Linked DNA regions of Mus musculus: regions 1 and 3 are each linked to region 2. A link is a contact called in ENCODE Hi-C or POLR2A ChIA-PET data. All regions are on one chromosome and are shown on one strand. The core of a region is the stretch at or near the end of the contact, and the rest is flanking DNA. Distances in the headings are between cores, read along the strand shown. Region 1 overlaps Tbc1d8 (TBC1 domain family, member 8). Region 2 holds the start of Tbc1d8 (TBC1 domain family, member 8). Region 3 overlaps Tbc1d8 (TBC1 domain family, member 8).

The links. A loop is a pair of places that touch in the nucleus more often than their neighbours do. ChIA-PET counts read pairs that join two places held with the same protein, here RNA polymerase II (POLR2A).
Region 1: a map of heart shows a loop between it and region 2 (1.9-fold over the local background). The contact joins the enhancer-like site here to the promoter of Tbc1d8 in region 2. A Hi-C loop is called at or near these places in 1 of 37 maps with a recorded cell type or tissue (heart). POLR2A ChIA-PET finds 5 or more read pairs at or near these places in 3 of 5 experiments (Patski and embryonic stem cell).
Region 3: a loop to region 2 is called in a map of heart, with 2.0 times the contacts of the local background. The contact joins the enhancer-like site here to the promoter of Tbc1d8 in region 2. A Hi-C loop is called at or near these places in 5 of 37 maps with a recorded cell type or tissue (gastrocnemius, heart and left cerebral cortex). POLR2A ChIA-PET finds 5 or more read pairs at or near these places in 3 of 5 experiments (all embryonic stem cell).

What each region holds. Positions count from the first base shown.
Region 1 is chr1:39,416,402-39,419,588 of GRCm38, forward strand. All of the region lies in intron 2 of Tbc1d8 (TBC1 domain family, member 8), which reads right to left. Among named protein-coding and RNA genes, the nearest start is that of Rpl31, 50 kb to the left of the region's middle. Within about 2 kb of position 1,675, at least 3 of the 3 ENCODE cell types and tissues checked have a DNase peak (open chromatin) inside an H3K27ac peak, as active enhancers do; they include heart, where a contact is called at or near this core.
Region 2 is chr1:39,477,175-39,480,381 of GRCm38, forward strand. It overlaps Tbc1d8 (TBC1 domain family, member 8), which reads right to left and starts at 1,573. Exons shown (of 20, transcript NM_018775.4): 1 at 1,266-1,573. The coding sequence starts at 1,392.
Region 3 is chr1:39,439,002-39,442,221 of GRCm38, forward strand. The region is part of intron 1 of Tbc1d8 (TBC1 domain family, member 8); the gene reads right to left. Among named protein-coding and RNA genes, the nearest start is that of Tbc1d8, 38 kb to the right of the region's middle. Within about 2 kb of position 1,421, at least 1 of the 3 ENCODE cell types and tissues checked has a DNase peak (open chromatin) inside an H3K27ac peak, as active enhancers do; it is gastrocnemius, where a contact is called at or near this core.

The DNA of each region.
Region 1 (3,187 bases), core at 425-2,924, 61 kb before region 2:
CTTCTTAATGCTGGAACCCTTTAACACAGCTCCTCGTGCTGTGGTGACCCCCAACCTTAAAATTACTTTATTAATACTTCATAACTATAGTCTTGCTACTTTTTTAAAAATTTATTTTAATAAATGTGAGTACACTGTAGCTGTCTTCAAACACACCACAAGAGGGCATCAGATCCCATTACAGATGGTTGTGAGCCACCATGTGGTTGCTGGGAATTGAACTCAGGACCTTTGGAAAAGCAGTCAGTGCTCCTAACCACTGAGCCATCGCTGCAGCCCAATCTTGCTACTGTTATGCATCATTATATAAACACATAATTTGGGACTCCAAGTGGGTCCCGACCCACAGGTTGAGAACCACTGTATTAGCTGCTTTCCTCATGGCCAAAAAGCCAGGGAAGCCGCCACTTAGCCAAGTTGTTTGGGACAGCATCACTGACCTCTCCCACCACTGTGACTCCAGTAAGACAGAGAAAGAGCCCCTGCTGGGCAGCACACAGCACAGGGGTCACATGGACTCCCATGGCACGCCTTCCATATCACTAAGGGGTTACCTAATAGTTAGGAGGATTATCTTTCTGTGAGCCTTGTATCTCAGAGCCTCCTCTTCTATTTTTTTTTTTTAATTGTATTTATTTATTTTATGTGTGAGTACACTGTCGCTGTCTTCAAACACACCAGAAGAGGGCATCGGATCCCATTACAGATGGTTGTGAGCCACCTTGTGGTTGCTGGGAATTGAACTCAGGGTCTTTAAAAGAGCAGTCAGTGTTCTTAACCACTGCACCAGCCAGCCTCCTCTTCTATTAAAAAAGAGAATTAACTTGGGTATCTTTAAAGCACCCCCTCCAGGTGGTCTCTGTTGATGTCAGGACCTACACTGCAAGTCAGGCAACCTTTGATTTTAAGATTCAAATTTTAATTTGCTTCAGTTTGCTTCCTTATATAGTCCAGGCTGGTCTCAAATTTATGTGATTAAGTGATCTTCCTGCCTCAGTATCTTGAGTAGCTAGGACTACAGGCATGTACCAACTCACTCAGCTCTAAGAGATTTTTAATCTTAACCCCTATCAGCAATGTATACATCACAGAAGGAAGAAGATGTTCTTCGATGAAAGTTATTTATTCATAGGCAAAATTACTTAAAAAAAAAAACACATTAATAGCTCAATTGCGAGTACCTCCGGGACAAGGAAGAAACATTAATTGACCACCCTCTCCCCACTTCTAAAGGTGAAGCCCACATGGAAAATTCCAGCTAGTGTTGTTCCAAGGAAATGCCGAAGCTACCGAAAACAAGTGTAACAATCCTGACCCAGAAAGCTCACACTTTCCCCGCTGCTGGGCCACCTCCCAGATGTTCCTTGAAGCACCCTGCAAGTCCTCTGCTCAGAGAAAACAAGCTGGCATGTCTTCTGCCACCTTGGTACGAAGTTCAGGAAGACACTAATCTGGTCCACCCGGGAACATTTCCTCCCTTAATAAAATCCACTCCACAAAGACAAAGCAAACAGTGAGGCAGAATACAAGGGAGCAAAACACCAACCGCAGTCAAGGGCACGGATAAGAAACCGTACATGCGTCAGAAGGAACACTCTGAGAGTACACTCTGTCAGAGCCTGCAGCTAAGCTGCCCTCGAGCACCCCAGCGCCTGGTGTGACCCTGGCAAGCGGCCAGCTTCCGGTGCTCTGCATCTTCCCCCCTCCAGGGTAGGGTGTGCTGCCCCTATGTGCTGCTGAGAGATTCGCAAGGGGGGCAGTAGAGGGGCTCAGTGGAGAGAATTAGCTCCTGGGGGCCCGAGCTTTTAAAAACAGGCAACCTGTTTTGATTAGCAAATGGTTCCCCTTTCCTGTCATGAAAACATGTCTGTTTTCATTTTCTAAATCTAAACCTTTAATTAAGAGTTCTTCAAACTACAATAGTCCCTCTACATGCACCAGAGGGCTGGGCCTGTATATGTGCTTGATCCAGGACCTCCCAAAGACAAGAGCGTCTGAGACGGCTCAGGTTCTTCTTTAAGGTGGCACGGCCTTTGCAGGTAACTTACACACTCCTCCTGAATTCCTGAAGTTATCTCCAGATTCCTTACAGTGTCCGGAACAAAGTTAATGATACAGAATTCCCATAGCATATTCTTCATGGAATACCAAGAAGTCTTACATGGCCAGTACAGATGCAAGGGAGATATGCATAATATAACATGTTACATTTATACATATTATCCATTTTGGTTGAATCTGCAAGCATCAGGCTCAGTCCACACACCCTCTCCCACCAGGTCCATGGAAAGCTTGCTCCTGGCTCTCACTGCTCTGTCTTCATTTAATTCAACCCCATGGGGACAGACCTCGAAAGCAAGGAGGGAGACTCTGAACTTAAGCAGCTATGAACTCCTCAGGCCAGTGCAAGTGCAAACGCATGCCTGGGAAGACATGAGCATTGTTGAGCGTTCTTCTGTGCAAGGCTCCGATGCCTGAGAGGGGTGCTCTGCCACCTTTCACTACGACCCGAGGATGTCTTCTTCCAGGAACTGGGTAAGACACCCCCAAGGCCTCAGCTGACAATAATGGAAGGCGTCAACTTATTGCATAAGCCATCTGATTCTTGGAATGATTCTAAGCAGATAACTCAGAGCCAGGCAGCTCTTTCCTATTCTCTTTTGTGCTTCCTGAGATCAAATGTGGACAACAAACAATCCGGCCAGTGTTCCAGGCCATGCTGGGGACTAAGAAGGGCACGGCAGCAATTCTGAGATAGCACTGAGGACCACTGACGATGACCAGGACATGTCATGAGGGAACAGCAACAGGAGGCACAGAGGGCAGCATGGGCCTGCACGTCTCGGGTGCAGGGCAAGACTGAGAGCACCAGACATGGCAATGACAAGGAAGCCTCGTCCTTATAGGGCCCAATAACTCACCACAGCATAGGAATCCATTCAGCAGGATCCAGACAGCCTAACCCAGAGGTTCTCAACCTGTGGGTGGTGACCCCTTTGGAAGTCACATATCAGATACTCTGCATATCAGATACCTACACATGATTCATAATGGTAGCAGAATTAGTTATGAAGTATCAAGGAAATTTTATGGCTAGAAGTCTCAACACGAGGAGCTGTATTCAAGGGTCTACAGCATTAGGAAGGTTGAGAACCACTGGTCTAACCTGTTCTCCACCTGACTAGGG
Region 2 (3,207 bases), core at 323-2,822:
TCAGGCCACTTGGCCTCTACTGAGCTTTGCAGGATGCTACCAAGTTCTTGTTCTCCAGTCCAACACTAAATTCCATGGTGCTACCCAGGGCCTCACAAAGGGCTCAAAGGCCCCCTTCCTTCTACTGTAACTCTCCCCCCACCCCCACGAAGCCCACCTGCTGCACAAGTTGTCCCTGTTCAGGGGGGTTCGTGGCCACTCAGCTGCCCAGAACGTTCCACTGTCTACTAACCCTTTCAACCAGAATCCTGTGGTCTCCTACCCACTACTGAATTCTCAGGAGAGTCTCGGTTGTCATCGTGGACCCTGACCCCACCCTACACCTGCTAGCTTTTCCTGAAGCTAAAATACATGATTTTAGGTAGAAGCATATTCCTCATTTCTCCAACCAGACTCTGCTCCCAAAGGGCCGTCTCCAGACTGGCCCAGGTGCAGACAGTCACCAGCAATTAACCCGAGCGCACCGTTTAGGTCTGTTGACCCCCTCAGCGACATTCAGTAGAAGGTTATGAAAGGACCATCATCTGAAGTCCCTTTTACCAGAGGTGGCTCCTTAACCAAAGGAATCATTCCAACCCCCTAGGCAAAACACGACAATTCCCCTTCCCTGATTGAGCAGGTGCTCTAGCTAATAACGCGAGCTGATCCCAATCTCTTAACAGCTTTGAGCCATAACTTTTAGAAGGGGAAAATGCCTTGCTTGGAGACAACTTCAAAGCCTATCGTATTTTTGTCCTATCGTTCCACAGAAGACATTGAAAGGAGAAACAAAAGCGGCATGCTTAACTTCGCTACGCAACTATAGTGCCTCAGTTTCCCCTCGAAGCGAAGACAGCCCCCGCCTCCTGGGCCAGAAAGTCCTGGATCTCTAGAACCTCCCGATGATCTGGCCTGAAGTCCGCAGCTGCAACACCACCTGGAGCCACAGCTGCGTCCAGATGGCCAAGTCCGGGCCTGCCTGGGCGCACCCTTCTGTCACCTGGCGGGGCCCTAGGGCGCCCCGATCTCGCTGCCTTGGGGCAAGCTCTAGAAGCTGCGTCTCCAGCGTTCGCGAGCCAGGTCACACCAGATGCACCTGCCTCTCTCGGCCCGTGGGTCCCTGAGCTCCAAGCCCGACCGGAGCTCGCGTGAGAAACGCAGGAAAAAGGAAAACAAGCCATAGGCAGGGCCGTCCTGGCCTCGTCGGCTGCCACCGAGACACCACCTGCGACGCGGCCGGGCGGCAGGGACAGAGGCCGGGCCGGGCCGCCGCGCGCGCCCCTTACCGGTGAGGCGGCCGCCCCCCTCGCCGTGCCCGCGGCGCCGCTGCAAGACGAAGTAGCAGCTGCTCTTCTGGGTCACCCAGAGCTTCAGCGCGTTCTTGAGCAGCACCTCCTCGGGCTTGAGCCACATCGCGGCGAACCTGCCGCGCCTGCGGGTCCCGGTTCACATCGCCCCAGCAGCCGGCCGCACCGGGCCGAGCCCGCTTGGAAGGAGGCGGCGGGAACTGCGCGCGGAGACAGAAGCGGGAGCGCCTGCCGAGCCCCGGAGCGCGGAGACCACAGCTCGCCGGGCTCACCCCGCGCTGCCTGCCGTGGCCCCGCCCCGGCTAGACCCTGCCCACCAGCCGCGGTCCCGCCCACCCCCGAAGCCACGCCCTCCACCCTCCCCGAGGCTCCAGTGGCGCCTCCCTGGTTTCCTAGTCTCTGCGGCTCCCGGCCAGGGTTCCGGAGTGGCGGGAGGAAATCGGAGCCACTGCCAGGTCTCCTCCCTCTAGTCCCGGACGAGTCTCGAATTCCCTCCTTCCCGGTAGGAAGCGAGCAACTGCGCAAGTTGTCTCCACGCTCCTTGTTTAAAAGCTGGAGGAAGGACCTAGGGGGAAAAGACATCTTGTTATCCAAGCTGCAGGTTGCCCAACCCAGAGTCTTAACCTTAAAGAGCACAATGCACGCCAGTAAACTGGAGTGTGTTCAAGTTTCAAATAACCAAAAGCTAACACTGAAAATTGGAGACAATTGTATCTGGATTTTTTTTTAATGCTGCGCTCTTCATTTTTTTTTTAAATTAACACAGAATGCTACATATTTTAGTCCATATATACAGCAAGGAGAGGGTCAGAGAAATTGCTTTCCGTTAATTCAAACATTTACATTTCTTCTTTATTACATTTTATTTATTGGAGGGGGTGGTCACGAGAGACAGTTTGGCGCGTGGAAGTCAGAAGACAACTTTGAGGAGTCAGTCTTGGCTTCCATTATGTGGACCCTGGGAATCCAACTCAGGTCATCAGGCCTGGCAGCAGGAGTCATTCTTGACATCCCCCACTTATTATTTCTCTTACAGAATATTTTTTCATGCTTTTGTAAGGATACAACTGAAGCTATAGGAGAGGTGGCAACGCAGAAACCTGAGTCCAGCAGCAGACCATACTGAACACTGAATGTCTTACAGAGACATAGGACCTAGAAGGCACCACTATGAGACTCACCCCTGCAGGTCCTCTCCGGAAAAAAATAAGGCTCTTGTGTCTATTCTGAGAAAACATTAAAGAAAAAAACAAACCCACTAGAACATGGGAGCAGGTAATAGTAACGAGAAGCCACGGGGCATGTGAGTACAGGGTTTTAAATAAATATTTTCTCTAGGCTAGAGTAGACATGTTAGCTGTCCTTGAAAAAGGCCGAGGGAAAGGGATCCACGTGTTCTCTGTGGGGAGGTGGTTAGATCGGATATCTTAGCCAAAGGGAGGGGAAAGGTTCCCTTAGTCCCTGGGTTTTGACAAAAGGACAAAATGTGGTTGTTAAGTAGGACAGAACTGGAAAGTAGAAGCTGTCCTGGGGGAGGATCAGAAACTGGTCAGATCCAACAGACAGTAGCCCTGTAGAAAGCAAAGTGAGACGGGAGGTTGGGGGATGGGGAGGACGGTGGAGGGGAAAATAAGCAAGTTTTAGAGCCATGTTGTATACAAATGTCACCACGAAGTAAGCCCATTTCTCTGCAGACCAATCAAAAAATACAGAGAGAAAGAAGAGGAAGAAGAAGAAGAAGAAGAAGAAGAAGAAGAAGAAGAAGAAGAAGAAGAAGAAGAAAGAGAGATATTGAGAAAGCTGGTACACTGGCCAGCCACAGGCAACCATCTTCTCAAGAAAACAGAAGTTTATAAGCCACAATCACAGGCTTGGAGCCACACCAGAGTCAGAGGAGTCAGGGATGGGTGGCAAGAAAAGA
Region 3 (3,220 bases), core at 171-2,670, 38 kb before region 2:
AACCCCAATGCAAAACTCAGCAGTTCACTAAGTTGGATGTAGTGGGATCCTTACTCTTCGGTCTGCTCTAGGCTCCCTATGTGGGGTGGGTAGGCTTTTGTTTCCAACTCCCAGGGACAGTATCATGCAACGCCTCCAAAGGAAATTTTAGCACTGCGCAATGTCACCCTACACAGGTACAACACCCATCCTGTTACTTTGTACCTTTTTCAACATCTAGACAATGTTTCAACATGTCTAAACATATTTAGACATGACACTATGTTACAGCTACACATAGTTTCCAGTGCTGTGGCATGTTTGTAGCCTGGAGCAGTAAGTTACAGCATCTACCATAGGTACACAATGGTAATGGTGCCCAAGTGTGTAAGTGTGCTCCAGTGTCACAGAACAGCAGCAGCAGTGTGTCTCCTACAACACACCCCTACTGTTGCATAGCATATAACCCTGTGTGTGCAAGAATCCTCCCAGGCTCGTCTCTGCACATCACTGGCACGGTTGCTTAGAGAAATACAACACCGAGCATCGTGGCATTCTCTTGTAGTTGTTAGGCTTGGGATGCTGGGGCAGGAGGGTTGTCTCACTGCTGCAGTTCAAGGACAGCTGGATTGTACAGTAAGCTGCAGCCAGATCATCTGTGACACTGGAGCACACTTACACACTTGGGCACCATCACCATTGTGTACGTATGTTCTTAAAACAAGGTCTAGATATGTGCACATCCACGTGTTACTGTGTGTACACATATCCCCTAGATCCAGAATTGGTGAGTAGACACGCAGCTCCCTGAGCTGGTTCTGGTACCTCTCGCCAATAAAATAAGCTGTTACCAAAGTAATTGGATCTGTGCCCAAGATTGGAGAAAATGTTCCTTCTGGAACTATGGCAGGAGATAGCCAAGATGTGCCAGGCAGTATGGAAGCACTAAACACACCAGACACACACACACACATACATACACATAACCCCTGACACACACTCACACATACCACATACACACTCACACCCACCCACTCACACACACATACACACTCACATACACATCAGCTCCGTGGCACAGCACTGACTTCACCTGGCAAGGCCCTGCTTTGTGTACACAAGGCCGCAAGGGTAATTAACTGACTATTTAGGGTCAGCTGATCTGTAACCTTTACTATATAACAACATATACAAAGACTGGAGCTGCTGTTCTGTCTACTGTTGTAGTACATCAGTATCAGTTCAAAAGCCACAGGCATACTGTACCATCAGTCACAGGAGAAACTGGGATGGGGTAGCCGGAGCTCTGGGTTACCATGACAACCGTTTCAGTAACTCCACAGCTGTTCTAAATGTGATAAGGAAACTCAGGCCAGCCAATGGCCATTAAGAGATGTGTCACAAGTATGATGGGAGCCACCTGAAACTCACGGCCAGAGCAGGAGCCATGCCAGCCAGCCAGAGCTCTCAGCATGCTGCCTCCGAATGTCTACAGAAACACACCACAGAGAAGAAGCAAAGGAGACACGGTGACGATGGCACAGAGACATGGAGGTTCTGAAAGGACAAATTCGAAACTTTTTCTTCAGTCGGCTAATTTTTCAGAGTCTTGAATGGCAAAGGGACACTCTCAAAGAGAAAGACTTCTATAAACTCCAAAGGAGTCAAATGCAAAGGTTTGGTCTGATGCTGCTCTGTATTCAGATGCTGAATTCTGTAACCCAAGATCTGGTTGCTCCCAGAGGAGCGGATCCTCACGAATACCAGCTTTAGTTGTATGAACCTTGCTCCCCAGGTGTGTACACACCAACATCTTACACACTGTGTTTCCCATCCAAGTACCACTTGGTTAATAAGGATGCCTACAGCCTATAGCTGGGCGGAAGAGAGGTAAGTGGGGCTTCGGTTCCCAGGCTTGGGGGGTCTGAGGCAGGGACCACGAAGAGGAAGAAGAGAGAGGAAGAAGAAGAAAGAAGCCCATGGGGTAGGTGGACCGTGAGCATGTGGCCATGAGGGCCAGCCTGTTGAAATAGGAGTGGCCCAGATGGAGCACAGCAAGTGATATCTCGGGGCTATTGACAGGGAAGTAGACAAAATAGCATAGAGGGTTGATACCTGCCCAACTCTAGTGCTTTAAGGCTTATTATAAACATAAAGGTTTTTTGTCTTTTATTTGGGAACTAAATGAGCTAAGGTGGAGTAGAAACTCCCAAATAATATTGACCACAACAGTCAAAAACAAGTACGTACTTGGGAGGCTGCGGCAGGAGAACAGGAGTGAGACCAAAGTCAGAATTCGTAAGTAGAGCTGCCATAAAGTAGAGCTCTAACACAGCCCCTGACAGCGGCGTGCACACAGGAACATTAGAACACTAACAAACACCCTACACACCGTCTGTAACACACAGCCCCTGACAGCAACGGAGCTATGCATGGCATAGTGGCACACATCTGCAACCCCAGAACTTACACAGCGGAGGCAAAAGGATTGAGAGTTCAAAGCCAACATGGAAGCTTGGAATACCTGAGACTCTGTTTTATAAAAAGATGAATAAAGGGTGTGGAGAGTCCTCTGGTCTATAGAGGACCAGGGTTTGGTCCCCAGCACCCACATCAGGTGGCTGCCAGTCATCAGTAACTCCAGCTCCAGGAGAATCCCAATACCCCAGGCTTCGTTCACCTGCACTCATGTGCACAAACCCACATACAAATACAGAAAAACAAAATACTAGAGATAACAATCCTAAAACCAATATGCACAAATTCACGACTGTTCTTCAGGGGACCGCAGGGCAGCTTGTGGGGTGCAGTCCTCCGCAGAAGCTCCAAATGGCTTGTCTGGCACTGTGGGGAAAATCCTCCTGGCATTCCAGTGAGCAAAACACTCCTATTTTTAGGCTCTTAGAATAACAACTCTGGCTGAGAGCGATGGCGGATGACAGCTTGTATAATGAGAACCTAAGGGAGGGCTTACTAAGAACTTGCCATCCTCCTTTGATTCCTGCTGGATCCAGATGCTCTGGGATCAGGCTTCAGATGACATGGGACCAGCAGGGACCATCTCATGGCTCTGTAGTTTTCTCCGTGATCTCAGTGTTGGGCCTTGAATTTAACACAGGTGCTGTGACAATGTTCTCTCCTCTTACCAAAATTAACCCCACAGTGAGACAACCCCCCACACACTCGTTTAATGGAGACATTCCCCTCCCCCTTCACCCCCACACAAAGCATTTCAATAAAG